Regions from separate parts of the Mus musculus genome. Here regions 1, 2, 3, 4, 5 and 7 are each linked to region 6. The links are chromatin loops, found by intact Hi-C in ENCODE. Cell type or tissue: heart. All regions are shown on one strand. Region 1 overlaps Ppp2r5e (protein phosphatase 2, regulatory subunit B', epsilon). Region 2 overlaps Gm40447. Region 3 holds the start of Sgpp1 (sphingosine-1-phosphate phosphatase 1). Region 4 holds the start of Wdr89 (WD repeat domain 89). Region 5 overlaps Wdr89 (WD repeat domain 89). Region 6 holds the start of Ppp2r5e (protein phosphatase 2, regulatory subunit B', epsilon). Region 7 overlaps Ppp2r5e (protein phosphatase 2, regulatory subunit B', epsilon).

Region 1 (4,000 bases), 130 kb after region 6:
GTCACAAGAGGATGTATGTGTCTTAATGAAGGATGGGGTATAGGAAGAGCCCCTTCCTCACATCAGTGATTCTAACCTCAGTCCATACAGCGTCAGCAAATTACCTCGTTCCTTAACAATAGGAGTTTAAGGGAATCTGCTGTTCTTTGTACCTTGAGACACAAAAGAAGTGTCTTCCTTCATATTTTAATTGCTCGTTTAGCTTGCCTAACGTTATTTTTAGTGAGTAAATAGTCTTTATTTATTATTTTTCATTCTATTTATACAACTGTCTAAATCTGTTTATCTTGCTCCATTGTGTGATCTTCAAGCTTTCTTTTGCATACAGCCCCGAGGCCATGAGATTCACTGTGCTATAGAGAGAGGGGAGAGGGAGAGGGAGAGTGTGTGCACGAGTGCTCGTATAAGCATAGGAGACAGGTCAGTGTGTGCTGATGCGGTTACTGTGCCTCCATAACATGAATTTGTTTGCTAGTGGGATGCAGCTGCCTGTTGAGTGACTGTGTGTTCTGTTGTGGTGCTGTGGACTAATGCACATTTGTTCAGGAGTGTCAGCCATTATTTTAAAAACTGGGGATGGGTAGGGTGTTAAATATCTTGGTTGCTAGCAGTGGGCAGAGTTCCAAAGGCCTGAAGACGGAGAGGCCAGTAATTTGCTTTAACAGAAGACCCTGTCCTGAGTTCTTTGAGAAACGGGTATGTTCTTTGTGTATATGGCAGTAGGTAGGGTACGCACACGGAGGCCTGAGAAGAACTCTTAACACAGTGACTTGCCATAGAATTTGGAGCTAGGCTGGCAGCCAGGAAACCCTGGAGATGCTCCTGTCTCAACACCCCATAACACTTGGGGTTGCAGGCATGTCTATGGCCTGCTCTGTCTTTTTATGTGGATGCTGGGGATTTGAACTCAGGTCTTCATGCTTTCATAGCAAGCACTCTTACCCGCTGAGCCGCCATCCCAGGCTAAGACAACTAGACTGATGTCTGGGCCCTTGCTTTTGTTCTGTTGCTTTGTGTGCACCCTTTCCTTAAGATACTGAGTAAGCTGAGCATGTGGGGATTTTCGTGGTTGATCTCATGTTTTGTGCTTTGTTCTTATTTATAGGTCATGTTCCTCGGGGAGCTGGAAGAAATCTTGGATGTGATTGAACCGTCACAATTTGTTAAAATCCAAGAACCTTTGTTTAAACAAATTGCCAAGTGTGTTTCTAGCCCCCATTTTCAGGTTAGTAGGAAAGAGAACACGAGTCAGAGTGATGTGTGCCATGTGAACTCATTAGGCTAAACTTCATTTGTGTTGGGAAAAAAACCGATCATGGACACTAGCTACTTTAAAAATATTATTTATTTATTTTTATTTTTAATTCTGTGTCTGTTGGAGTGCAATGCCCACAGAGGCCAGCGGCACCTCAGCTCCCCTGCTGCTGGACTTAGAGGTGGCTGTGAGCTGGCTGGTGCGGGTGCAGGCAGGGTACCGAGCCTGGCTCCTCTGCAGAAGGCAGTCAGTACTCTCATAGGGACTCAGCCATCTCTCCAGCCCCTGCTGCTTGTTAACAAATTGTTACCGGATGCTGAGCATCTGCCTCTAACAGGCTCTGTCTTTTAACTTCAGTTCCCATAATACCCTGCAAGAAGACAGGATGTGAATACCAAAGCTGGAAGCTGTAAAATAACTGAACTTGGCTAAATTAGATGACGTGGGCTGCTGGGGTTTCTTCACTGTATGAGAAGGAGTAATCAGTAATCCTTAGGAGGAGGGAAGAGAAGCTGGGTGCTGTCCTCCGGACAAGATCCCAAGTGGGAATGTCAATGGGTTTTTATTTTTAAGGTGGCTTATTGTAAAAAAGGCTTAAAGCCCATGACCTTCCCACAGCCTGCTCTGCCTCCTTGTGGCTGTTTGGTGAGAACACAGGGAAGGTGCACTTGGTGTTTTCAAGGAGGTCCTGGCTGCAGTGCTTTGAAACCAATACAGGAGAGAACGGGACCAGAGTTGAACATAGTGCTTTAACTTACGTGGTGGCTGTCTTACCAAAAGTCCATCTTACAAATCTAGCAGGCTCATCATACTGCCCCTCGTTTGAAGACCCTGTTCAACAGCACAAAAGCACACTTGAAATTTGATGGTGAACTATCCTTTAAGCTGGCAGATTGAGGCCTTGACTATTCCTGTTTTTAAATCTAAAGACATACTAGTGTATTAAGCTAGTGCTTAGGCCACACAGAACAAAAGGAGGGACAGTTCTGTGAGGTGTACAGACTAGACACAAATAGAAAAGTTCAGAGCAGTGCACACGACACTAAGTCTGTAATGTTCAAAACATATGGACTGTTTAGTTTTCTGGTTTCATTTGACTCTTTGGTATAGTGGAGGCCAAGGGTCTTTCACAAAGAACAAGGCAGAGAAACTTACTGGATACTCAGTGCTCAGGAAGGAAGGTAATTTGTCATACTGAGAATGACGTTCCGTAGATGAGCATTGCGTAGCACTTGCAGGGCCTTGGGTTTTTTTGTTAACAAAGAAGAAGGAGGTAGGAAAGAGTGTATGGTAGGCTCAGGTTGCTATGACAAATGCTCCAGACCAAGTAGCTTTAACAGCAGAGATTGACTTCCCCACAGTCCTGGAGGCCAGGAGTCTGCAGTCATGCATGTGACTGTTCGCCATGATCTTAAGTAGCTCCTGTGTATGTATGTACAGGTTGTTCGTTCTGCTCTGTAGCCCCCATCACAGTTTACATCAAACAACTGCAGGTGCTTCATTCCCACCAGTTATCCGATCTTAAGGGACAGCAGGGAAGAGTTAAGAGAAGGCTACTGTATGTGCCACTTGCTAGCCATGTGACCTTGAGCCAATGACTTACACCTAGCTCTTCAAGTCTCATCTATAAAGCTGGAATAATGACACCACTTACAAGGTTTAAGAGCAGTGACATGTGAGTGTGCACAGCACATGGCTTCTGTGTGCTAGCGTTCCTTGAAGGCTGTTTCTAAGCGTTCAGGGACCAGTAAGTCAGCAGTGTTTTGAACCTGCCAAGTGATGGAGATGGAAAGGCTCTAATTTCTCAGTCTGTCAGGGTGTGAAATCTTGTTTCTTTTCGTTCTAAATCATGATCTTTCAATTTACATAAATAAAAAAAGCCATTTGAGTTCATCAAGTCCAAGGTGAGAAACTTTTAGGCCCAGCAGATGAAGTTAGAGTATTGTGGACAGAGGACAGAATCTAAACCAATAAGTAAATGACATCCTCCTCCAGCTAGACCCCACAGCTTTCCAAGTAGCATCACAGGTTGTAGACAAAGCATTTAAACATAAGCCTTTGGGGACATTTAAGACCCAAAGTGTAACAAGACAAGCGGACTAGCAGCTCTGAAAGCTGAGCTCATGACAGTGTGTGTAAGGAAGAGTGTGGAAATAGAGGAGATGTGTAGATAGACCTAAAGAGAGGATAAATTAACAGATAGGGAAAAGCCCCAAAAACCAAGAAAACTTTTCCTCCCCAAACTGATGAACCACCTGGCAACTTCTTGGAAGATCATAAATCTTACAAAATGTAAAGAGTTATTAATATTTAATCATACTTTTGATTGAATGATTTTAAAAATAGCCTTTTAAAATACTTTTGTTTGAAAAGATTATAACTTGTATTATAATTGTTCTGTTTCTTTCCTCAAGGTGGCAGAAAGGGCACTCTATTATTGGAATAATGAATACATCATGAGTTTGATAGAAGAAAACTCTAACGTCATCCTTCCCATCATGTTCTCCAGCCTTTATAGGATTTCAAAAGAGCATTGGAATCCGTATGTCTTCAGTTTCCTTCGATCCTTTCCTTTCCTTCTACTCCCGTTTGGTCTTATGTCCCTTTCCCTTCTTCTTTTCACTAGTAAAATGTCTCTCAGCTCACTGTGCACCAGATGCTGTGGCCATTGATAAAGGTGCACACATGACAAAATAAAAATCCCTCAGGAGATGTGCTGGATGGGGGACTAAAAAGCAAACAAAT
Region 2 (4,000 bases), 180 kb before region 6:
GCACCCCTCCATGGCCTCTGCATCAGCTCCTGCCTCCAGGTTCCTGCCCCATGTGAGTTCCTGCCCTTACTGTTTTTGATGATGATCTTGAAGGGTTCCAGCAGGCCTGAGCGTGGCAAACATGGTGCCCATGGGCTCTGGCTTTTACCTCTTTCAGCCACCAAAGTCTATTCCCTTATCTGTCCACTGATTTATTCCTGAGACTGATCACCAAGGTCCACTATCAAAACCCCAAGGTTTGGCATTCAGAATTCCTTATTTTGACTTACCTAATTAACACATCCAATCAGAACTGTCCCACACTTCCTAGCCCATTCCAACACACACCTCCCCTTTTTTCCCTCTTAAAATTGACACCTGCAAAAAAAGAAAAATTGTGTCTGTCTGATTCAGATTCAGACACCATGTCTCTTAGCCTTGCTTAATGAAGCAACCGCTTTGCATTTGGTTTGTGCTTGGAAATTGGTGTTTGGGTCTGGTCTGTGCCTAATCTGGGGTCCAAAGGGGAATACCCTGCGGTACTTGGGTCCCTTCAGAACTGGTTTATGGAACTGTGAGTGAAATAAACACTTTCTTCCCTGTAATGTGACTTTCACAGACTGGCCAGAGGTTTAAATAAAGACACAGAGACTCATATATCTTAAAGCTTAAGCCTTTAGCTCACACTCCCTCCCAGCTACGCCAAAGCCGACTAATTCTGGCTTACGTCCTGCCAGGTGGCCAGGTCTACCTCTGTGCTTGCTCTGAGTCACTCATCCATCTCTGCACCTGGTGCATGGACCTCCTGCTTCTGATATCTTCTCCCAGAGACTCTCTCTATATACGGAAGTTCACCTTCCATTTCCTGCTCAGCTATTGGCTGTCAGATTTTTATTAAATCCAGCCAGCAAGTAAGGAAGAATGAATGTTTACAAACTATGAGGCTGGTAATGGGCCACAGGAATAACAATACCGAGTTCTGGCGAGCACTCAGCTCTCTACCTGGTTTGGCAATCAACAACTGAATATACAGAGATGACTTTCACACAATGTGCGAAAGGGGACCCCAACATCTCTCCAACTTGCTTTTTGTCCCGGTGCTTTATCACAGCAACAGAAATCTAACTAATCCAAGTTGCCTCAGTCATAATATCTCTTCATAGTATTAGAACATGGCCCAAGATACCCAGCATGTACAGCAATGGAAGTCAACACGCATCTATGTGGTAAGAAAGAAAGAAAGAAAGAAAGAAAGAAAGAAAGAAAGAGAGGAAAGAAGAGAATAGAAAAAGAAAAAGAAAAAAGAAAAAGAAAGAAAGAAAAAGAAAAAAGAGGAGGAGGGAGTCGTTTCAGATAAAAATTGACAAGGCCCACAGCAACTTTCTTAGGCTTTGACCATTATCCAAAATAAAAGTGGTAATTCTTAAGGTATCTCATGGTCCTGGCTTTTCAGATGGCTGCCCCGACTTTTTGTTTATTTTAACATGGACTCTGGTACTAGAACCCAGGTCTTTCTGCTTGAAAAGCAAGCACTTGACTGAGTCACGTCTCCAGCCCCCTCACTACCTTCTTAATCTGCTTGAATTCTTAGATTGTTTTCTGTGTATAACTAACTCTTGTTTCTAATACTGGGCAATTCTCCTGCCTCAGACTCCCTAGTTCTTGGGATTATAGAGTGAGTTGTCAGGCCCTGCTAAATATTTCATCTCATTAAATTAATTGATCCTCAAGTCTGATGAATAAGCTGGCTGAATCACTTATTCAAAGAAAGGCTATCTTGTACCCCTACCTCCAAGGTGCATCCGTTCTGTCAGTATTTGAAATAATTTTACTATCCACCATTTACTATGTCTGCCTCTATTAATTTCATTTAAAATCATCCTTCATGGGGCTGGGAAGGTGGATCAATGGTTAAGGGCTCTTTTTGCTCTTGCAGAGGACCCAGGTTTGATTCCCAGCATCCATTGGTGACACGTGATCACCTGCAACTCCAGTTCCAAGGGACTTGCACCTGAAGTAAATGTCTTTCTTTTCTTTTAAGTATACTATTAATTAAAATTTAATATATTTATATGATCTTGGAATGTTGATAAGAGTTTTTGTTGTTCTTTTTTTGTAAGCAATTTTTAAATTTTTATTATTTTTATTACCCTATTTGTGCACCAAATACATGCAGTGCCTGTGGAGTCCAGGAGAGGGCACCAGATCCTCTTGGAACTGGGGTTACAGACGATTGTTAGATGCCACGTGGTGGTGGTGGTGGTGGTGGTGGTGGTGGGGTGCTGGGATTTGAACTTGAGACATCTGCAAGAACAATAAGCACTTTGAACTACTGAGCCATCTTTCCAACCTAATGCTGTTGTTAAAGGTGACCAGAGTTCAGATCCTAGCACCTATATCTAGTGGCTCACAGCTGCTTGTAATGCCTGCTCCAGTGGATTCCTTGTCCTCTTCTGACCTCCTTGGGTACCTGCATGTATTTGTATATACCCGTCTAGAAACATGGACCTGGTGTTGTGCCCCATGCCTTAAAACATTTAACAGCTTCCTTATTAGTATGATAAAATGGTTGATTCATTTGGAAGGTCTAACAGTTATACATATATACAAGTAACAAATGTGATGGGCTGCAGAGATGGCTCAGCAGTTAAGAGCACTGACTGCTCTTCCAAAGGTCCTGAGTTCAAATCCCAGCAACCACATGGTGGCTCACATAATGGGATCTAATGCCCTCTTCTGGTGTGTCTGAAGACAGCAACAGTATACTCATACACATAAAGTAAATAAATAAAAAATTTTACAAATGTGTATGAGCCGGGCGTGGTGGCGCACGCCTGTGATCCCAGCATTTGAAGGCAGAGGCAGGCAGATTTCTGAGTTCGAGGCCAGCCTAGTCTACAAAGTGAGTTCCAGGACAGCCAGAGCTATACAAAGAAGCCCTGCCTCAAAAAAAAGAAAAGAAAAGAAAAGAAAAGAAAAGAAAAGAAAAGAAAAGAAAAGAAAAGAAAAGAAGAGAAGAGAAAAGAAAAGAAAACCAGAAAAACAAAACAAAACAAAAATGTGTATGAAGCAAAACAACAACAACAAAACAGACTTGAAAGAAGCTTAATCCTACAATAATCACTAATGTGTTTTGTTTTTCACAGTCTTGCATGTGGCAGAGAGACACCAACTACTTAAGAATGTTGCCCATCACGTCTCTGACTTTTGGCTAAGATCAAGTATAAAATTCTGCCTTCGAGGAAATAATAAGGTACTTTATTCTGAGGTAAATGAGTGACATCTGCCCTGAAACAGACTCAAGTTTTCGTGGATAACATGTCCCATCATTAAAGAGGTTCTACACACTTTTATAGCCAAAGTCCTAAGCCGAAATCCTTGATAAACACCTTCCTGGGAACTTAGATAACAAAGCTCTGCTGAGGGAGAGGCACTACCTCATCCAGCCCTTATCTCAGATCATTCAGAGACCTGATTAGCAATGCAAGCAAGAGATGTTTGCCTACTATGGAGACGGGGTGTTAGGTGACATCCAGAGCTTGAAAGCAAGCAGATATGCCTCACCTGTGATCCCAGACTTTAGGAGGCCAGGTTGGAAGATCAGGATTTCAAGGTTATCTTCAGTGACCCTAGGCTACTGTAGCCCCTCTTAAAAACCAAAACAAACAAAAAATTGTTTTCTCAGTAAAAAACAACTTTGCTTCACACTGGCTCTTCCTAAAATTCTTTTCTTCTGGTGTTCGAATCTCAGCTTCCCTGTGAAATACTCACCAGGAGGCTGCAGCTCTGCCCTGGGCTCGCTCTCCTGCTGCCGGGGGACAAATGAGGGATGTTGTCTGTCTGTCTATCTGTCTGTCTGTTTGCATTAATACACAATTTTACTATTTTTTAATTGTAAAAGCACACTTGCATGCTAATAAGATACATGTGCTTATAGCACAGTATCCAAAGACATTAACGTTTTCAGGTGGTTTTTGTTTGTTTCTTTTTTGAGACATAGTCTCACCATATGGCCCTGACT
Region 3 (4,000 bases), 140 kb before region 6:
GAGGACAAAGCTGTAGAAGTCAGTTCTCTCCTCCTTGAGGTGGAACTCAGGTCCTCAGGTTTGGTGGCAGGCCCTTGCTGCTCTGAACCCTCTTATCAGCCATCAGAGTGTGCATTTATGGGGTTAAATTCCTTCTAAATGGAGTACACAGACATTCCCAATTTCCATTGAAATTTCACCAGATTTCTGGAAGTGTTTTTCTTTTCCTTCCAGCAGAGGCTACAGAGCACAGAGTTTTCACAATGTATACAAGACCTAATGACAAGAGTGGCCTTTGTTCAAAGGCTCTACTGGAGGTGGAAGGCACAGGGTCAGAAGAGTAACTACAAAAAGTGCTTGTTCCTGATAGAGAGCCAGTAGGATTTGTGACAGAAATTCAGACAGAAATTAGGAGAACTGGGTTTGAGATACAGAAAAAGAATATACAAGTAAGATGTTAAATAAAAGTTACAGAAGTCACAGAAGACCTTTATTTTAGACAAGGCTCTTGCACTAGGCTCAAAACAAAAACAAACAAAAAAGAACTAACCAAAAACAGACACTCCTTGCTAAAGGTCTGTGCCATAAAACTCAACCTGACTCTATCTCCACTCTATAAGGAGAGTAACTTTGAAATGGCCACTTTCCCCACATTTTATTTTTTGAAAATACTTTAGCCCCTCCTGCTTCAACTTCCCAAGTGCTGGAATTACAGGCAAGCAAAACCATACCCAGTTTGGAGGCATGGATTTTTTTTTTAAGTTCATACATTCATTTTTATTCCTTCAATTATTCAATATTTGTGTTGGGTGCTAAGGATATAGAAATAGAGGGTAGTGTTTCTGAGGCAGAGGCGAGAGGATGCTACAAGTTCGGGATCAGTCTTGTTTATATAGCTAAATTCCAGGGTATCCAGGTTACATAGTTAGACCCTAGGGGTGGAGGGGACATATAAAAAATTATGTGTGATGTCCATCCTGTAACCCTACAATTTGGTGGTCTGGGGTTTCAAGACAAACAAAATACTCAGTTGTAGCAAACACCTGTTAGCTCAGTACTTGAAAATCAGACTTGGTCTCCACAGCAAGTTTCTGGCCAGCATAGCATGTTTTATTATAGATTATTTTTGCCAAATGCTAATAATGGTCTTTATTATTCAGAAACATCAACTAATAACACTACTCTGTGTATGTTCTGCTGGGCCCAAACTCAGAGCTTCCTGCTTGCTGGCTAAGAAGAGACACCCATAGCAAACCATGGTTACTTTGTATACCATTCTTCAGGCCCAGTATTCCTTTTCTCATGCTTGTCTGCTTTCCTAGGCTGTAAACGCTTTTACTTATTTTGATACAGTATCTTGTTATGAAGCCCCAGCTGTCCTCAAACTCCAAATCTTCCCATGTCAGCCTCCAAGCGCTGGGATTCGTCTGTGCTCCCTCAACCTTTCCAACCTCAGCAATTCCAGGGCCAGGGACTCGAGGCAATCCTCTTTATGACTGCAGCAAGTGGAATAGGAGGAGCTGGGAAGCAATCTTTCTTGGGAAATGAAACTATTTCTCATGGCTTACCAGCATGGAGCATTTTCCAGCCTCTTTCTTGGAAGTAGTTCAGTCTTTAATTATAGACATTCGTTTGCCTTGACTGAAAATAACTTCCTGGAATTAAAACTTTGAAATCTTTTAATAAAATCGGATCCATCTAGAAGTTAAAGTCAAGTTTGTGACTTGCAAGACAATCCTGTTAAGATTCTAGTTCAGCCTATCAGATTCCAAGTTCAAACCTGGCATGGTGCCCCAGTAACCCCGAGTCTTGGGGGGCTTCACCAGAAGGATCAACAGTTCAGGGCTAGCCTTAACTACATAGCAAGGCTGAGGCCAATCTCGGCTAAATGATATACCCTGGTTCAAAAACAAAAACAAAACAAAACAAACAACAACAACAAAACAAAAACAAAAACAAAAAAACAAACAAACAAAAAAACAAACCCGAAACTCACAAAAAGAAAACGATAAAAGACAAAACAAAAAATACCCTCAGAATTCTCCACGCTACATTCTCCCACTAACTATGTGTTCTGAGCAATCTTGCTAAGTGCTAGAATTTATTAAGGAAATTTTACACCTAAATTCGCTTAAGAGACGTATGTGATGAGTGACAGTCAGATTTTACTTGGTAGGTGACTGGCTTTTCCTTTGCAGACCACAGCTGTGTCAGCGATCACATACCCAGGCTCTGTCCTGGATTATCTACGGTTTTCTAATCTTGCCACCGCTGGTCAATTGGCACGTGGCTTTCCGGACATCAACCATCCGAGACAGCTCTGAAATTAGTTGCTAATTAATGGCGTGAGTCGGACGATTCCGGTTTCGCGGCGGTTACTTTGCCTCCATTCATCACGCCCCAATTGATTCCAGGCTAATAAAAGCCGCGGGCAGCTCCTGGGTCACCAGCCCTGCCTAGACCCGCACTGTTCTTCGCACAGCAACCAGGAGCACCGGGAGGCGGGGCTTCGGCGACAGCTCCGGGCTGCGCGCGCGGCGCGGGCCTCCGTGAGCGCGCCAGGGGAGGGGCGCGCGGGGCGCAGGGCGCGCGCGGCGGCCGCTGCGGCCTGTTGGCGCGGTCGCCGGCAGCCTCGAGCGAGTCGAGCTAGGCACCGTGGCGGCTGTGGCTGGCGAGGAGCGCGTGGCCGGATCAATTCCCGAGTGGCCCGCGACCATGTCCCTGGGGCAGCGGCTGGCTCTGCTGGCCAGCCGTCTGCAGGAGCCGCAGCGGGTGGCGAGCTTCCAGCGTCTGTGTGGGGTGGAGGTGCCGCTCAGCAGCCCGGCGGCGGACGAGGATGCAGAGACCGAGGTTCGCGGAGCCCCGGGAGAACCCCGGCGACGGGGACGGCAGCCGGGCGCTGAGGACAGCCCCGCCAAGGCGGACTGCTGCGGTGCCCCGAACGGCGTGCGCAACGGGCTGGCGGCCGAGCCGGGCCCGACCGGGCCCCGCCGCGCGGGCTCGCAGCGCCGCAACTCGTTGACGGGCGAGGAGGGCGAGCTGGTCAAAGTGAGCAACTTGCCGCTCTACTACCTGTTCTGCTTAGGCACGGAACTGGGCAACGAGCTCTTCTACATCTTATTCTTCCCCTTCTGGATCTGGAATCTCGACCCCTTTGTGGGCCGGAGGCTGGTGATCATCTGGGTGCTGGTCATGTACCTGGGCCAGTGCACCAAGGACATCATCCGCTGGCCACGGCCGGCCTCGCCGCCTGTCATCAAGCTGGAGGTCTTCTACAACTCGGAATACAGCATGCCCTCCACGCATGCCATGTCAGGCACCGCCATCCCCATCGCCATGTTCCTGCTCACCTATGGCCGCTGGCAGGTACGCTGTGCCCCTCAGCTCCACGGTCGAGTTTCCAGTGCTTTCTGAACTTTCTTTTTCCCCTTTTTTTAAAAATTTGCCTCTTCCCGTCCAAAACCCCAACCCACAGGTTCTCACAGTACCCACGCAGGTCCTGTCAGAGTTCTAGAAAATTAACTGATGACGGTTCTTAAACACTAAACTGTATTTTAATACAGTTGGGTATAGTTTCTTAGACCCCCACCCCCCAAGGAAACACTTTTCGTGCATTGAATCCTTGAGCTTAGACTGAGTTTTTAAACTTAGTTCGTCTGATGCACAGTGGTGATTCAGTGTACTTAAAATGAAACACTTGGTAACTGAGACCCGGTTTCACTGCAATACATGGTGTTTACAATGTAAAATTAAAGAGTGTTTTCAAAACAGTAGTATAATTTCGGCACAGGCACATTCCAAGCACTAAAGTAATGACAGTTAAGAAAAAAAGCCGAAAGGTAAAGGAACAGAATCTAGATGAGTTCGTCGTAAAGGATTGACTGCAGGTCTGTTAAGACACTTCACTTCTGTCTCTGGTCTGGAGAACCAGTTGTTAGTTGCTACACTGTTACTATGGCGGTAACTGTAACCCTGCAGTTATAGGCTTTGCCTTCCGAGGAGCTGGATTGGTTATAATGGC
Region 4 (4,000 bases), 73 kb before region 6:
GGTCTGACACGGTCTGGCCCTCATAGTCAAAATATTCCCAAATCTGGGAAAAGCGTTACACACTAATTAGACAGGCCACAAAGCTCAGGACAGGATAAAAAGAATAAAAACAAAACTCTTAAAATACGGCTTTAATAATGGCAAAAAATTGGGCCAGCTTTCTACATTTTGCCCTCCCGAGGGCCAGATGCACCAGTCAGAAATTACTAACCATTGCCTTCTCAAGTCCTTACAGGCCCTGCAAGACTCATCAGATCATTGGAGAGGCTGTATCTTTGTCTCCTGTCTGAGCCTGCCTGCAAGTTCCAGCCTGGTGACCTCATATGGGTAAAGAGGATCTGGACTGGAACAGCAATGAAGGTCACCCCATGAATGCACCATATCCAGCTGAAGGAGGCTACAGAAAATAATGACAAATGAGTTGTCACTAGGTCCTCCAAACCCCTAAAGACTGACAAGGGCCCTAGAATCATAGTTGTCCTATTTTGTCTTTTTCTCTCCTTTTGGAAAGGCTCCCAAGTCCCCATACGTCAGGGCACTGGGTATAAAAATGTAAAAAACCAGAACCAGGGAGCTCTTAACCAATCTATCCACTGAAACCCAAACTACCTTCCAGGTAGATTTCTGTAAAGTGCTACAACCAGAGACTACTGGGGCATGGCTCACTTGCTCCTGGGGAGAAGCGCATCCCTGGGTCCAGCACTATGGCTGCAGTTGATGCCCCTTCCCCGAAAGCCATTGTTCTTGGTTGGATAGCAAAACTGAGTCCTCTCCGGGTTACACGGATCCCTTCATAGTCCTAAAATAAGAACCATCACTACCTGTGATATAAAGATCAGGGCATGGCAAAGACCAAAACCCCGGGGGGTCAGGTTACAAGCCCCCTAGGATGGCAAGCTCCCAACTCCAATTTCCCCCAGGAATTCCCTTTAGTAACTTCATAGATAAAGGTCCAGAAGGCAGTGGAAGCCAGCATCTCAGTGTTCAGGATATGAAAAGAGTATGTCAGTTCCCTAACCATTCTTAACCCACTGTAGGTCAGGACTCCTGGCTATGCCATGACACCAAGACCGATATTAATTAGAAACTGCAACTAATCAAACAATAATCTCTATCTCCAACTCTACTAGCTGTAAATGGGACCAACCTAAACTCACCTTGGGGGGATTTCCAGGGGAAGGATACCTTTTAACAGCACCAAGATATATCCCCTAGTTAGTTCCCCTTATTCAGATTCCTGTGGGTATACACAGCACGTTAATTTCACGAGTCCCAGCCGAATGTATTTCCAGGGACAATCTGGCTTGTTTGCATTATCGCTTAACCAAGTACGTATTTTCTGAATTGTTTACACTGGAAAACGCGGTCTCATGGTTGTTATACCACAGGTATTCATCTATAATGAAAAGAGGGTAGAGTCCACCTAAACTAGATTCAGGGCTTCTTGGTGTTCAAGGACAGAGCTCATTCCCCTATTGGTAGGGCCAGATGTCATGTCTCCACTACAGTTGGAACATCAGCCCTGTATCAAACTAAAGTTTAAAAGCAACATCAAAATAGGACAGATGAGACAGGACCTGACCATTATGGACTTCAATTCCCAGAGTTACCTGGGGCCGAGGCAAAACTACCTCCAGATTTTGTAATTGCGCTCCTGTCAACCTTGAGTCATAGCCATGCTGGAGTGAAGGCCGGATACTGCTCGTTCAAACCCGCCTGTATAGCTAGGCTTTGTGATCACGTGTGGTTATTTCAGATCCACGAAATCCTGCCTCAGCCCCACTCCTCTGGTCCGCGAAATAACTTTACACCCGAGTCCGAGGAAGCGGAAGAAGTGCTGGAAGAAACTGCAAAGCCACATCCGCATGAAAAGGCGGAATCGGTGACGATCTTGCCTTTTATTGGCCACACGTCCAGGAAGCTGGGTCCCAGGGACTTCCGTTAACCTGACCTAGAGGGAGGTGTTGTATGGCGTGGTCCGTAGACCGAGTTACGCATGCGCAGACCTTCTGCCCTCGTCCAATCGGAAGGTAGCAAGCAAAGGCGCGCGGCTCCCGCTTCAGAAGAGCCCGCTGGTTATGGTCCGGCCTCTGTGCTATGGACCAATCCGCTTCAGCTTCCTCTATATTTTTACCCAATCAGAGCCGGAGGGCGGAGTTCCAGCCGGCCGTGGGCAGAGCGTGCGTTTTCTCCAGCTCCAGTGTGGGGTTTGCTGCGGAGGTACTTTCTGCTGGGCAGGGCGGGCAGCTCTCTCGACCGGCGGCCACTGGGTGGCACGCGCGTGGAGAGCCCTGGGCGGGGAGCGCAGAAGGGGAGCGGGTGGTGTGAGAGGGAGCACGTGCATGCGCAGGGACCGCGTGGGTCTCTGTATGCCAGGATGTGGGGTCCATGCCACCCGAAGGTCTCTGCTTCAGTTTCGAGGAAGGGTGGGTAGGTCCCTGCTCGCTCTTGCCTGCCCTTCCTCTCACTCATCCCACACCCACCTCCTGGCTCCGGCCTTTTTCCACATCAAAAAGCAGATTTTTTCATTTGGTACGCGGAGCCAAGTCGTACAGTATGTGCTGTGATGCAGGCTACTAGGCTAAGTTCCTTACGTGTGTGGTGTCATCTAGGCCACACAGCTGTCCACCGAGCTAGGTGCTGGTCGGGTGTGGTGAAGCACACCGGGGATCCCAGTACTGACTGGGAGGGAGGTAGAGGCAAGAGGATCTCTTTGAGTTTCCAGCTAACCAGTGCTTCTTGGGAAAACTTTGTCATGCACACACACACACACACACACAAACCTAATTCACAACGAAAACCACCCAAGAGGCAGTGCTGGCAGCATCTTATTTTTGTGAAATGTCTCATTTAGGCTAACTCTGACAACTTAAATTGAGGGAATTCAGCTTCCACAAATGTAAAATTAAAGATAGTACAACTAGTAAAACGCTCCTGTTTTCTTTCCTAACTTGAAATTGTTTTAAAGCCGGGCAGTGGTGGCACACGCCTTTGATCCCAGCACTTGGGAGGCAGAGGCAGGCGGATTTCTGAGTTCGAGGCCAGCCTGGTCTACAGAGTGAGTTCCAGAACAGCCAGGGCTACACAGAGAAACCCTGTCTTGAAAAAACAAAAAAAGAAAAGGAAAGAAAAAAGAAATTATTTTAAAATCCTAAACAGTGTACCAGGAAACCAGTTAATTGGTTATTATCCAAGTAAGATGAACTGGTAGGAAGGCATCAGTCTAAAGGTCTACTTCCTAACTTTGCTTTGCAATCATCAGGTTGTTAAAAAGTGCATGGTCCGTGCCAAATTGCTTCTCAGTGTTGTGATAATTCAGTGAAGATGTGGACTTATAGTCTATGTTATTGGTATCAACCATACCTGTTTCTGCTTCTTGTTTAAAGACCACAAAATCATGCAGCCTAGTTAACAATGTAAGTGTGAGATACCTCTGTGTTGACTACTTACCCGCCTATCTTGGGGTCAGGACAGTACTATCTAGAGAGCAGAAGTGAGAAGTGTCTAGCTCGTCTTTTTACCTTAGATTTTATAGAACAGGGCAAAAGTAAGTCAGCCCCTGTGACTGTTGAGGTTTCTTTCGTGTCCACCTTTGTTTAAAATCTTGACTGTTTTCTGCAACTTTCAGGGTTGGTTGGTTTGGGTTGGTTGGTTGGTTTGGGGTTTTGGAGTCAGGGTTTCTGTGAGGTTCTGGTGGTCCTAGAGCTCACTTTGTAAACTAGGCTAGCCTTAAACTTAGAGAACTTGGTGTTCTCTCAAGTGCTGGAATTATAGGCTTTCACATCAACCGAACTGCACCTTCTATTTATTATAAATAGAACTGAAAACATTGTGTGTTTTGTGTGTGTGTATGTGTGTATCTTTCTTGTTGTTTTTGAGGCAGGGCTTCAACCTATGTAGCTTTGGCTGACCTAGAATTTAGGCTAGCTTTGAACTCACAGATCCACCTGCCTCTGCCTCCTGCATGTTGGGGTTAAAGGCCAGTGTCTCACATCCAGCT
Region 5 (4,000 bases), 60 kb before region 6:
GTAGGCAAGCCTAGAGGGCATTTTCTAGGTTAGTGATTGATGTGGGAGGATCCAGTCCTCCGAAAGCAGGCTGAACAAGCCAGGAGGAACAAGCTAGAAAGGAACACCCTCCATGGCCTCTGCTTCAGCTTTATTAGCCAGGCTCCAGCGCTCTTTGAGTTCCTGTCCTGACTTCCCTTGTTGATGAACAGTGATACAGAAGTGTAGCCCAGATAAGCCCTGTCCTTCGTAAGTTGCCCCGTCATGGTTTTCATCACAATAGGACCCTAACTAAGGCATGGAGTTGTAAGGGAATGAAGGCTGCCGTGAACTGACGCCTCACAGCTGGGATTATGGATGCTTTATCAATATGGTTACTTTATAGTTTTTATTCTTGTGCAGAAACCTACTTTCTTAAAAAAAAAAAAAAAAAAAAACCAATGGTGGGAGGGGAGTTAAATTGTTTTCCTGAGACTTTAGGGTGGTTTTGTGGTCTTCCTGTTAAATCTGCCTTTGTTTTACATATATGTGAATAATTCTTTGTCTCTTTGTTTTCCTCTACTGAGAAAGTAGTGTTTCTTAGCTGCAGATTGATAGAATGATTGATACAAAAAGATTGCAAGTCAGATGTAGTGACACACACTTGTAATCCTCTTAGGAGGTGGAGGCCGAGGCAGGAAGATTGCTGTGAGTTCAAGGCTTGCCAACAAACACATAGCGAGTAACAGACCGGCCAGAGCTGCATAGTGAGACGCTGCCTTGTAAACAAACAAGAAAGGATTGAGAAATGTGTTTCTAATTCTTTCGTAGGCAGAAACAATTTAAAACGTGTAAAATACAAATAACACTTGTAGTTACTTGGCATACAATTATTAATGCATGAATATATAATATATTGGTATTTAGAGGAAGTTAAAATTCACTTTGTGCATGATTAATAGGAACTTTATGTAGCCAGTAGATTTTGAAGTGAATCTTGAAGCAAGGGTAGGAGATGGGTGACTTAAAAGGAGGTGGAATTCTTGGGAAAGAATAGCAATCTTTTTTGTAATTCTTGTTGGAAAAATACTTTATTGAGTGACACATTTTGCCTGTAATGTTGATAGGTATAAAGTACAGTCATTTGTAAGTATAAACTTCTATTTACTACTTGTAGTTCATACAGAAACAACAAAAAGACATATCATGATATTTGTCATTATTAAACACTTTGTTAGCCAGATGTGATGACTCATGCCTTTAATCTTCACATTTGGGAGGCAGACGCAGGAGGGTATCTGTGAGTTAAAGGCAGGCCTGGTCTACAGAGCGAGCTCTAGGTTGGGGACTCACAGCAGCGTTAGGTGGGTTGAGAGCCACTGGTCTAGCTGAAGAATTTCCTGTCCTTCCTGTGTGTTAGAGTAAGGTTGCTGCAGATGAGAGGATGGTAACAGGTAAATATTGACATGAACTAGTTTCCTCTTCTCCTTCATCAGAGGTGATTGGAATTTGAGCCTGGATGTATAGGATTTAAAGTTACTAGAGACAAACCATAGGAGAGTCCATTTTGGATATATTTGAAAATTTGGTAGCACATACAAATGTGTGTGGGGATTTAAGCAGACTCTAGTGCAGTGTTCCTAAGCGTCCCAAGGCTGCAACTCTTTAATACAGTCCCTCATGTTTCGGTGACCTCAACCATAAAACTGTTTTCACTGCTACTTCATAAGTGTAATTTTGCTACATTAATATAATCTATGATATGCAGAATATCTTATATATGACCCCAAAGGGGTCATAGCCCATACGTTGAGAACCACTGCTCTAGAGTAATAGAGTTGGAATTTTAAAGAGAGATTAGAATTGAGGTTAAAAAAAAAAAGTCTAGAGGCCCACATGGAAATAATTTATATTGCCCATGGAGAGAGAAACTCCTGAGGAAAATTCAGTTCAATTTTGGTTGTCAAAGTCCGCATCAGAAACACCTGTTACTCTGACTATGTTGTCTGGAGGCCAGGCCACAGATCCTGAGTAAGCCCTGCATTCTCTTATTGTTGAATCTGCTGCTAGATGGCAGTAGCAGCCAGCAGCACAGGCAGGACGGCTAAGTGCTGAAGCAGGATAGGCCGGGATAGTGTCAGTGACAGAGCAGTCATTGTTTTCTGTCATTTTTATCCTTCTCATCAGATTAATAAAGTAAAATTTTTTTCTCTTAATATCTGGCATTTACAGGACAGTTCAAGAATTACACCTCTTGTTTCTCTTTTAAGATCTTTTCAGAAGAGAATGGAGTGAGTTTGGAACTTACTAGAATCTAATCTTATAGTTAGTACAAATGTTTAATACTTTATTGCACAAATATTAGAAGAGACTAAATATTTACTTTTAAATGCTATTTTTTAAATATATATTTTTATTATTTTTAATTATATGTAAGAATGTGTTTAGGAGTGTAGGTACCCAGGGAGGCCAGAGGCTTCCTGGAGCTGAAGTTACAGATACTTGTGAGCCATGCGATATGTATAGGTACTAGGAACCAAACTCAGGTCCTGTGGGAAGGCAGCAAGTGCTCTTAACCACTGAGCCATCTCTCCAGCCTTGCCACTTCCTGCTTTGATTTGCATTCTCCTTTAGAATATTCTCCTTGCTTGGAGTTGACTAGTTAGTGATCCTACCCAGAAATGCAAGAGAAGGCATCACTAGCTGTCAGTGTGTCAGTATCTGAAGAGCTGTGTGTCCTGGTAGTTTTGTCCACTTTGCAGGTTAGATGTGCTCACCCGGTACTACCACTGTTCCTTAAACAGCATACTGTATGGGAGGTGGTTATATGATAATAAGCTCCTTAGTGCCCAGAAGCCTTGTCACTGGTCAACAGTGGATGTTTAAGCAATCAACAACGCAAATGCATTGCAGCATCTTTCTACTTGGTTACTTAGGGTAACATTTTAGAGTAACATTGACACTGAATTCACTTGGCAAGTATTTATGTGTACATGTTATGGTAGCTAGTTTTATGTCAACTTGACAAAAACTGAAGTCATCTAGGAAGTGGGAACTTCAGTTGAGACAATGCTCCCTGCCATCAGATTGGCCAGTGGCAAGCCTGTGGTGTATTTTGTTTATTGGTGATTGATGCACTGGGTCAGGGGGCATTGAATCCCCTGGAACTAGAGTTATACTGATTTTGAGCCACCATGTGGGTATTGGGAATTGAACCTGGGTCTTCTGGAAAAATAGTGCTCTTAACTGCTGGGCCATCTCTCTAGTAACTTTTTTACATATCTTATTATTTTATGTGTATGCATGTATGCCTGCACATATTAAAGTGCATTATTTATGTATAGTGCCTGCAAAAGCCAGAAGAGGCCCTTGAACTCCCTGGAACTGAAGTTACTGACAGTTAGGAGCCACTATGTAGGTGCTGGGAAATGAACCCAGATCTTTTGTAAGAAAAGGAAGTGCTCTTAGCCATTTAGCCATTTCTCCAGCCCCTAGACTTTATCATGGTATTGTATTACCCAACCTTTAGCCTGAATCTCTTCTTTCTTCCTTTCTTTCTTTCTTTCTTTCTTTCTTTAATTAATTTATTTTATGTGAATACATTGTAGCTGTCTTCAGACACACCAGAAGAGGGCATCAGATCCCATTACAGATGGTTGTGAGCTACCATGTGGTTACTGGGAATTGAACTCAGGACCTCTGGAAGAGCCGTCAGTGCTCTTAACCACTGAGCCATCTCTCCAGTCCCTGAATCTCTTTTCTTTCTTTTTTTTCTATATATATATTTTTTTTATATTTATTTATTTATTATATGTAAGCACACTGTAGCTGTCTTCAGACACTCCAGAAGAGGGAGTCAGATTTTTGTTACAGATGGTTGTGAGCCACCATGTGGTTGCTGGGATTTGAACTCAGGACCTTTGGAAGAGCAGTCGGCGCTCTTAACCACTGAGCCATCTCACCAGCCCCCGAATCTCTTTTCTTAAATACATTTTCTGGTATATAATTATAGGAATTTAAAATTTGATTGTGTAATGTTCTT
Region 6 (4,000 bases):
AAACGAGACTAATTTACTTCTGAAGATGTGTCTAAGGGATAGTCAGTTCTACGATGCTTCAGTTTGTCACTACGTAGCTACCACTCCATACCCTGTGTCTTCTAATCATGTGGTCAGGTTGCCAGCAGATTCCCCATAAGCTCAGCTTTGAGACCTGGATAGTGGATGCTTTCATGTGATAACAATGAACTGAATTTTGTCACTCGATAATGGCCTCCCCATGGCTTTAACATCTTTCTTTTATATCTAGGATAGCAGTCACCAAATGAACAAAGGTTCATGCATCTCCATCCGTGCGTTTTTTGAGAGCATAATATTCTAAATATGTGTATATTTGTTCATAAAATAGGCACACATCGGCTTCGTCGCCTCACCACTCGGCCACAGCATTTGTTCACCGTGGTGATGGTGGACATGAAGGTCCATTTCAAACTGTTTTGGCGATTTTTCTACTTAAGTGAAAGTATGGTTGGACTTATTAGATTGTCACTTTAACTCTGAAGGAGGGCTGTCAAAGATTTTATAAAAGTTATTTCTAGTATTTGCTCTTTCTCTTGTTCCCTTGTGAGACTTCTGTAAGGTCATTTGTCTGCTTTGTAGGTTTAGTTTAATTAAACCTAAAGAATGCACTCATGGAGCCCAGCAAACACAGGATGTCACAAGTAGCAGAGACCCGCTCTGCTCTCCTCTGCGGGTGGACGCTTCCTGCTTCCCCCTAAGGACATCTATACTGCTCTAGCCAATGGGCCATTCCTTCTGTATTTAGAATACTGAGTTTAATACCTCATCTTAAACTTAAACATAGATGCCCTCATTTTTTTCTTGTGTGTTGCAAGTGGATTGCTTTGCACTCTCCTTGGAGAACACCCCACTTTCCCTGGGCTCTGTAGATCTTATGAGATTCTTGGCCCCGAGAACAAACCTCACACAGGCAAGGATGTTCCCATATTAAAAAAGACCTCCTCATCTCAGTTGCTCAGCTATTTTATAGAAAATGAAATGACTTTGAAATGAATTGTCTTTATAGCCATCCATAATTTGCAAGCAAAATCCTCACTCTACAAAATGTGAAATGTTCTAAGCAACAGCTGTGAGCATTTCAAACGTGCACTACTTTTTAACGGTTCAACTGTTGCCAAGGGAAATTGAGTTGGCTTCAAAATCTTTCTTGGTTTTAATTTTGCATTTACCAATCAGACGTTGAAGAAACATGCTCTGCTTGGCTAGGATATTAAACATTTCTAAAGACTGAAGTATGGAAATATAAGTTACTTGAAGCCAGGAACCAGACTGGAATTCCATATAATTCTGCAGCATGGGGCAATGAACTTTATTAGGGTAAAAATGGCCACTCAGTCAGTCAGTCAGCAGCCAGTCTTCTGGGGTCTGCTTTCGTATAAGCCATCTTTCCCATTTCAGTTCAGGGCAGTAACATTCTCTTTCATAGTACAGAATTATTTTTCTACCCAACAGGATAGAAATTTGCAACAAACCAGAAACGCAAACGCATGGTTAGCACTTGTGGGTATGATACAGAGAGCTTTATAAATGTATATTCCTTAACTGTACAGAACATGACATGATACTGAGAGGAAAAACTCGGCTACAGGATGAAGCATTTTGAGTTTGAAAAAGAATATACATACATGTGTGTATGTATGTATACATACATATATATATACATATATATATATATACTTGTGTGTATATACATATATGAAATATAATACTAAAACTACATCAAAATGACTGGTTATTTTGGGTTTATGGATTATAATATTATTTCTCCTGTATTTCCCCTCCCAGATTTCCAAATTTTGAGCAGCTGGTAGTTTGATCTTTGTAGTTAGTATTTTTTTCTTCTTTTAACTATTGTACGTAGCCTGCATTCAAATTGATTGATGGTCTAAGAATATTCTTTGGAAACGTACCATTTGGCCTAGGGTTCACCAATGATGCAAAAACATGTATGTATTTTCGTCCTCGTTCTAGATAGAGGTAAGTCTTCTGTTTAAACTCAGACTCAAACTATCAATTAAAATCTGTCGAGTTGGGGGCTGGGTATTTCGGAGTCCTGAAAGGGCGAATGCGGGTATTCTGAATGGGAGACTGCAGAGTTGCCATCTGCATTAACTCCCGGAGCGCGGGCCCCCGCCGAGCCTGGCAGGGGCATCAGAGAGCTGATATTCAGAACTGGCTTTTGGGGGGACCAGGTGAGAGTCCAACCGGTGGCCAGGCCTCCCACGAGTTGAGCGAAGGACAGCCACTGGGGTATTTTTCTGCCGGCTTCCATGGCCGCGTTTACACAGGGCTCAGGGGGCCGTGGGTTCCGTGCGGAGTGGGGCTTGCGGGCTGAACCGTGAGGCACCAGGACGGCCGCCCTGTGGCCTTCGGATACCCGGGTGAAGACGCTCGCGGTCCACAGGGTTCCGCCTGGCGGAAGCTCCAGTCTCGGGCGCGCCCGCCGAGCTCTCCTCAGGCCTAGCAGACGCCGCAGTACCCCCACTTCAGGCGCCCTGGCGGAAACGGCGGCCCGGTCGCCCGAGCTCACGGTAGCATCCGGGTCCCCCGCGCCTCGCCCAATCGAGGGCCCCGTCCCTTCACACCCTCCTGTTTCCCCGCCCCCCCGCGCCGCCAATCCCCGACCAGCTCTCAGCCGAACGTGCTGGCCTGGGAGTGAAGGCGCGCGCCGGCCAATGAAGTCTCGCTTCCCGTTTGAAGTCTCCAGTGGGCGGGCGTCGGAGGCGGGCTCTGCTAGCCAGGAGGTTCGGTTGCGCCTGTGCCATGGACTCAGCCGCCCGGTGATATTGACAATAGGAGAGAGAAAGGGGCATTGACGGGGACCCTGCGCGGGTAGCGAACGGCGGCTCTGGCAGCGGCGGCTCAGGCGGCTCCAACTCTTCCTCCCGACTCCCGCGCTTGCTGCCGCTGCAAATCCAGGCTTCCTCCCTCCTCCCCCTCCCCGCGTCGCCGCCGCCGCCGCCGCCGCCACCACCGCCGCCGGGTCCGGTGCAACGAGCAGAGGCGCCGCCCGCCGGGAATGTGAACGAAGAGCCACCGGCCGCGCCGCAACCGGGTCGGTGCCGATTTGATGGGACGGGCCCGCGGGGGAGGCTCGTGAGGCCGCCGCTGCCACTGCCGGAGCGCTGAGGTTAGGGGCCAGCCGAGAGGCCTAGAAACACTGCCGCTACCGCGGAACCGGAGGGACGTCGCCCCGGACGGCCGTAGTAGCCCGGGGCTCTCCGCCGCTGCCTGGACCTCCCCCCGTGCGTCCCGGGCCGTCGCCCGCCCCCGCCGCGGCCCCTAGCTCGCAGCCCACTCCGCGCAGCCACAGATCATCTTCCGATTCTTTCCCAGGAGCTTCAAGGTAACTTCAGCTTCGGGTCCCGCGGCTTGCCTCCCGGGGAACCCGCGGAGCGGCGGGCTCGGGAAGGCCGGGCCCAGGCAGCTGAGGGGTGCGGCGGGGTGGGGGGAGCGGGAGCAAGCGCCCGGCCCACTTGTCTGATCTACCTGCAGAGGCTTTGGAGGCCAGCACCTCTCTTCTCCTCGGCCTCGCCGGCTCCTTTTCCTCCCTCTTTTGAGGCGTTTTCTTGCCCCCCCCCCGGCGGGGGCGGGGGAGCAGGGAGGAAGATTCCGTGGCCGCGCAGCTTCTCCAGGGCTTGGGGTTTATGTGAACATACCTGCAGACAAACAGGCCACTTCCCTGTTTTCATACCTCCCCCTTGGAAAAGCCCCAGTAGTGTGCTCTTTAGAGAATGCTAACGCTTTGGGTGCAGTGGCCCAGGTGAAACCTGTTTCCCTGGGCTTTGCAGGGACCCCGCTGTTACCATCATTTCTGCAATGCTTTGAGTTGAGATCCTTGACATTTTATTCAGAGCTGCGCGCATAAGAGGCAAATGATGAAAAAGAAAGCTGCCTATAGATCATCGTTAGAGATGAGAGAAGAGAAATAGAGACAGAATGAGGGATGGGGGGAACGAGGCTTACAGAAATCTGTGTT
Region 7 (4,000 bases), 69 kb after region 6:
TGAACCAGGAAATGGCTATTTAGAATGTGAATTTTTTTTTCCCTGTCCTCTGTACCTGACCTGTCCTCAGTGACCCTTACTTATTTTGGTGTCTCATTCAGTAGCAAATGCCTTTGACACTGTTTGTAGCGTTAAAGATATACCAGTTTCAGTGATGAGCAGTTTTCTTTTCACAGGCTGTTCTGACCCCTCTGGATCCATGAGCCCTCCGTGCACAAGGCATCTTGCTGCATCACAAGTTTGAAGCACACATTCTTATGTGCTTTGCATTTCCTAGTGAGCCAGGTGCCTGCTGCACAGATTTAAGCTATGGGAACTTTTAAAATGTAGAAGTGTCACTGAGAACAGTCTCTCTGAGCTTGTTGAACTTACGACCATTTTCAAGGGACTTTGTCATCTGTGTGCATGCAGCTTGGTAGCTTGAGTGCTTTAACTGCATGGTGGGACAAGAAGTGGCTCAGAAGATACTGCACGGTTGACTTGTGCATGCCTGACTGCTGGGTTAGCTCATATGCCTCATCATGGCTGCCCTTTCTCTAGCCAAGTTATTATTTCATTTTGAAGTAATCTCAGTGGATTGCAGTGACTAAGCTCAACATTATTTTATTTCACTGTGGCTTGAAAAACTACATACAACAAAAAGGGAAGTAAAACTCTACCAACAGGTTAGAAATGTTCACTTGTCGGTTTTCTTTTTGTGGTCCTGAGAATCCATGTTTACAGGTACTCTGCCACTAAGCCACTCCCTCAGAACACACATTTAAAGTTTTTTGTGTTTGAGTACTGTATGAAATATTTTGTGTGTTGTATCATCTTTCATGAAATCCTTGAACTGTTAAGATAATTTCTTTTTTAGATTAATTTTCTTTATCAATGATAATTTTGATGTTAAAAAGTCTATTGAGCATTATATGTATTCTAGATGGCTTCCATATGTCCCTTTGTTCACTGCCATCTTTATAAATAGTCTTAGTGCAGTATCATTCATGTATGAGCGCATAGAGACAGAGGCTTAGCTAAGCAAAGCCAGCTTTGGAATCTTGGCAGTCTGAACTGTCACCCTGCAGTGCTCACAGTTGATCAGCAGGTACATGTGAGACCTATTTGAGCCCAGGTCTTCTAATTTCAGACTGTTGGGAAGAATGCAGAATTGGTTTGTTTCCCTCAAGTTCTCAGCCTAACTTTCCTGAAATCATAAACATTTCCATGATGCTTTTCCAGAATTACAACTGGCAGATTTCTGAGATAGTGAACTTAGTTGCCCATTTTTGCTTTAGTTGACTTTGTTTAATAAAACTAGCTCGTATTTTTCATACCTCATTTGGCTCCTCAATGGACGATGCAGTTATAAACAATAAGTTATTTGAAAGGGAAAGTGGTTTTAAGGGAAAAAGAAGAGGAAATGTTTGAACTACCCAGTGGCATGTTTAGCTAGGTCCTACCTAGGGTCCAACATTGAACATAGAAACCCTGAGTTTAGGGAAAACTGGGTCTTAGAATGCAGCATCAGCATGTGTAGCTCTAGACTTGAGTGCTGTGTGTGTCCTCAGGAAGCAGTAGCAAAGAAGGGACGTGGCTGTGTATATCCGAGCCACAGCTAAGATCACTCTCATCTTACTGCTGCATATAATAAGATGCCTCTCTGCTCTGCAAGTGCTTTCCAGGTGCTCTCTTTTTATTACTGCTCTCCATGTTTCTATTTTGGAGTTGTACAGTCACATAGTTTACATATATATTAAAATACATATACTTAATTTCTCTTTCATGTTCAAATGATATTGTTTTTATGCATACTGGTATTTCAAGTGGTTACTGCTTCTCCTTGCATGATATTTCAAATTGTACTTTTGGATTTAGTCAACTACTATCTGGCTTTACCTTGTATTTAGTATATATTAAGTAATAGCTATACTGTGGAGCACAGGGTAGCACCATAATTAGTGTCTGTACTACATGCTGTCACTGGGTTTCATTGCTCAGCTTATGACTTTAATTATAAATGTAAGCTTTGGTACTTTTGGGATTAGAGGTCATTCCACTCTTCTTAGTCCTGTTCCCTTTCAAGAGCTTAAGGTCTAATGTTTAACCTCCAGCTGATGAGTATCTCTAAGCTGGCATTGTAACATTAGATTGATGCTTGTTTTCTTTTGGTATTTTATCGATTTTTAAAATTTTATGGTGTCTATAAGTGGCCTGGACTATTAGGTTATAAATTAACAGCTCAATTGATGGTAATTTGGTATCTGCTTGACACCCATCCATCTTCTCATCCATCCACCCACTTGTCTGTCTGTCTGTCTGTCTGTCTGTCTGTCTGTCTGTCTATCCACCCTCTCCCTTCCCATTGTTTTTAGCCTCATATTGTTAAAACAGCTACAGGTTCATCTCATTCTGAGATGATTCTAAATAATGTTAATCCTCAAAACAAATGGGAATGCTTAGGCCATTTTTATCCTTTGTAGAAATAATCTCCCGAGAAAAGATCCTCAATCAATGGAAATGGTTGAAAATAATGCATTACTTCATTGGGGAATTATTTTGTGTGGGTTGTGCTATGTAACTGAATAAGTGCTTCCTGCAAACCTTTAATTTTGGCCATTTTTCTCCCTCTACTTTACAGTTGTGACATTTGTTAAAGAAATCTTTAAAGTTTTTATTGTTTATACTTTTGGGTGAAGGATCAGGCTTCAGTGACAGACACTCAAGAAATGTATTGTGCTTATTCCCTTTTATTATAATTGCTTATGATCACTACTTGTCTTAAGGCCAGCTACAGAAGAGAAGACAGGTTGTGCTTGTGTATGTGTTCAAATGGGTAGCTTTTGTTGTTTGGTGTTACTGGAATCTGATATTAACAACATTTTAATGTTTCTAGAAATTCTTAAGAGTTTATTTGAAAAGTGCTTTTAAAATAAATTTGAAGCTATGTTAAAATATAAGAAATTCCCTACAGAAATCATCATAAAAGATATAAATATAAAGTAAAAAATTTGCTGTCTTGTATCCAGTGGATACTTGATAAGCTTGCTTGCCTCCCTTCCCTCCCCTCCCCTCCCCTCCCCTCCCCTCCCCTCCCCTCCCCTCCCCTCCCCTCCCCTTCCCCTTCCCCTTCCCCTTCCCCTTCCCCTTCCCCTTCCTCCTCCTCCTCCTCCTCCTCCTCCTCTTCTCAAAAAAGCACGTCTACTTTCACACATAGCCTTTTATTTAATACATACTCAACCTTATAAACTACATTTTGTCCTGTTTTACAGATAGGGAAGCTAAGCCCAGGTTAGTTGGTAAGCAGTGAGGCCCAGTGTGCTGTGCAGCTGTCTGTCCATCATCTCCCCACTTCCCACTGCAGCTCCATCCACACTCATGGGCTTGGTTTCCCCTGGCTCCCCTGCCTTCCTTCCCGCTAGAGGACCCTTGCATTGACTGTCCTCTGAGTGGGATGTTCTCTTGCAGGTATCTTTGCTGACCCCCTCCTCTACCTCCTTTGAATATTTTCTTAAATCTTTTCTTTCAGATGAATGCTATACTCAAAACTGTACCTTCTAGCTCCAGCATATGTAGCCTGCTTTGCCCTGTACATTATTTTCCCTAGAACATATATGTATAATACAATAGACTTACTTAATATTTTTAATTCCCCCACCCCCTAACCCCCTGGAACATACAGGGTAAGATTTCTGCAAACCTCTGTATAGCCTAGGTGGCCTTGAATTTGCAGAGATGTACCTGGCTCTGCCTCCTCGGTGTGTGGAATAAAGCCATGTATGAGGTCAGTTCACGTGTGTCTTTGTGCTGTCTCTCAGTGGGTGTTCAGTGACTACCTGGTGAGTGAGTGAATGAATGAGTACAAAGCTCCTGTCCCTTATGCAGGTCTTGTGCGGTCAGGCCCAGCCTTTTCCATGGTCCCTGGAGACAGAACTTGTGTCTTCACACTTGTATAGCAAGCACTCTTACTGAGACAGCCATTTCCTTAGCTCATGGCTTAGTCTTTTTTAAAATTTAAAAA

Evidence for each region. A loop is a pair of places that touch in the nucleus more often than their neighbours do. Peaks named below come from ENCODE experiments on the same cell type or tissue, not always from the same donor. Only the 100,000 strongest peaks of a DNase experiment are listed, where the experiment ranks them.
Region 1: it touches region 6 in a loop (6-fold over the local background); 17 of 42 quality-filtered maps call a loop at or near these places.
Region 2: it touches region 6 in a loop (4-fold over the local background); 4 of 42 quality-filtered maps call a loop at or near these places.
Region 3: it touches region 6 in a loop (5-fold over the local background); 6 of 42 quality-filtered maps call a loop at or near these places.
Region 4: a loop joins it to region 6, with 7 times the contacts of the local background. A loop is called at or near these places in 13 of 42 quality-filtered maps.
Region 5: it touches region 6 in a loop (2.3-fold over the local background); 14 of 42 quality-filtered maps call a loop at or near these places.
Region 7: it touches region 6 in a loop (2.0-fold over the local background); 5 of 42 quality-filtered maps call a loop at or near these places.

What each region holds. Positions count from the first base shown.
Region 1 is chr12:75,462,099-75,466,098 of GRCm38, reverse strand. It overlaps Ppp2r5e (protein phosphatase 2, regulatory subunit B', epsilon), which reads left to right. Exons shown (of 14, transcript NM_012024.3): 11 at 1,106-1,225; 12 at 3,670-3,797. Among named protein-coding and RNA genes, the nearest start is that of Gphb5, 47 kb to the right of the region's middle. In heart, a CTCF peak has its summit at 1,893 (motif pointing left); a DNase peak (open chromatin) is centred at 1,878.
Region 2 is chr12:75,771,037-75,775,036 of GRCm38, reverse strand. Gm40447 reads left to right here. Exons shown (of 7, transcript XM_011244246.1): 3 at 3,126-3,232. Among named protein-coding and RNA genes, the nearest start is that of Sgpp1, 37 kb to the right of the region's middle. In heart, a CTCF peak has its summit at 2,138 (motif pointing right); a DNase peak (open chromatin) is centred at 2,196.
Region 3 is chr12:75,734,258-75,738,257 of GRCm38, reverse strand. Sgpp1 (sphingosine-1-phosphate phosphatase 1) reads left to right here and starts at 2,529. Exons shown (of 3, transcript NM_030750.3): 1 at 2,529-3,345. The coding sequence starts at 2,695. In heart, no CTCF peak of the experiment used is centred here; DNase peaks (open chromatin) are centred at 2,487 and 3,227; H3K4me3 peaks cover 2,018 bases; H3K27ac peaks cover 1,444 bases.
Region 4 is chr12:75,667,692-75,671,691 of GRCm38, reverse strand. Wdr89 (WD repeat domain 89) reads left to right here and starts at 2,155. Exons shown (of 2, transcript NM_028203.1): 1 at 2,155-2,220. Gm34717 (a long non-coding RNA gene) reads right to left here and starts at 1,967. Exons shown (of 3, transcript XR_381697.2): 1 at 1,611-1,967. In heart, a CTCF peak has its summit at 2,251 (motif pointing right); a DNase peak (open chromatin) is centred at 2,021; H3K4me3 peaks cover 2,535 bases; H3K27ac peaks cover 1,860 bases.
Region 5 is chr12:75,654,821-75,658,820 of GRCm38, reverse strand. The region is part of intron 1 of Wdr89 (WD repeat domain 89); the gene reads left to right. Among named protein-coding and RNA genes, the nearest start is that of Wdr89, 13 kb to the left of the region's middle. In heart, a CTCF peak has its summit at 2,025; no DNase peak of the experiment used is centred here.
Region 6 is chr12:75,595,002-75,599,001 of GRCm38, reverse strand. It overlaps Ppp2r5e (protein phosphatase 2, regulatory subunit B', epsilon), which reads left to right and starts at 2,770. Exons shown (of 14, transcript NM_012024.3): 1 at 2,770-3,367. In heart, a CTCF peak has its summit at 2,430; a DNase peak (open chromatin) is centred at 2,671; H3K4me3 peaks cover 2,215 bases; H3K27ac peaks cover 2,160 bases.
Region 7 is chr12:75,525,558-75,529,557 of GRCm38, reverse strand. The region is part of intron 2 of Ppp2r5e (protein phosphatase 2, regulatory subunit B', epsilon); the gene reads left to right. Among named protein-coding and RNA genes, the nearest start is that of Ppp2r5e, 69 kb to the left of the region's middle. In heart, no CTCF peak of the experiment used is centred here; no DNase peak of the experiment used is centred here.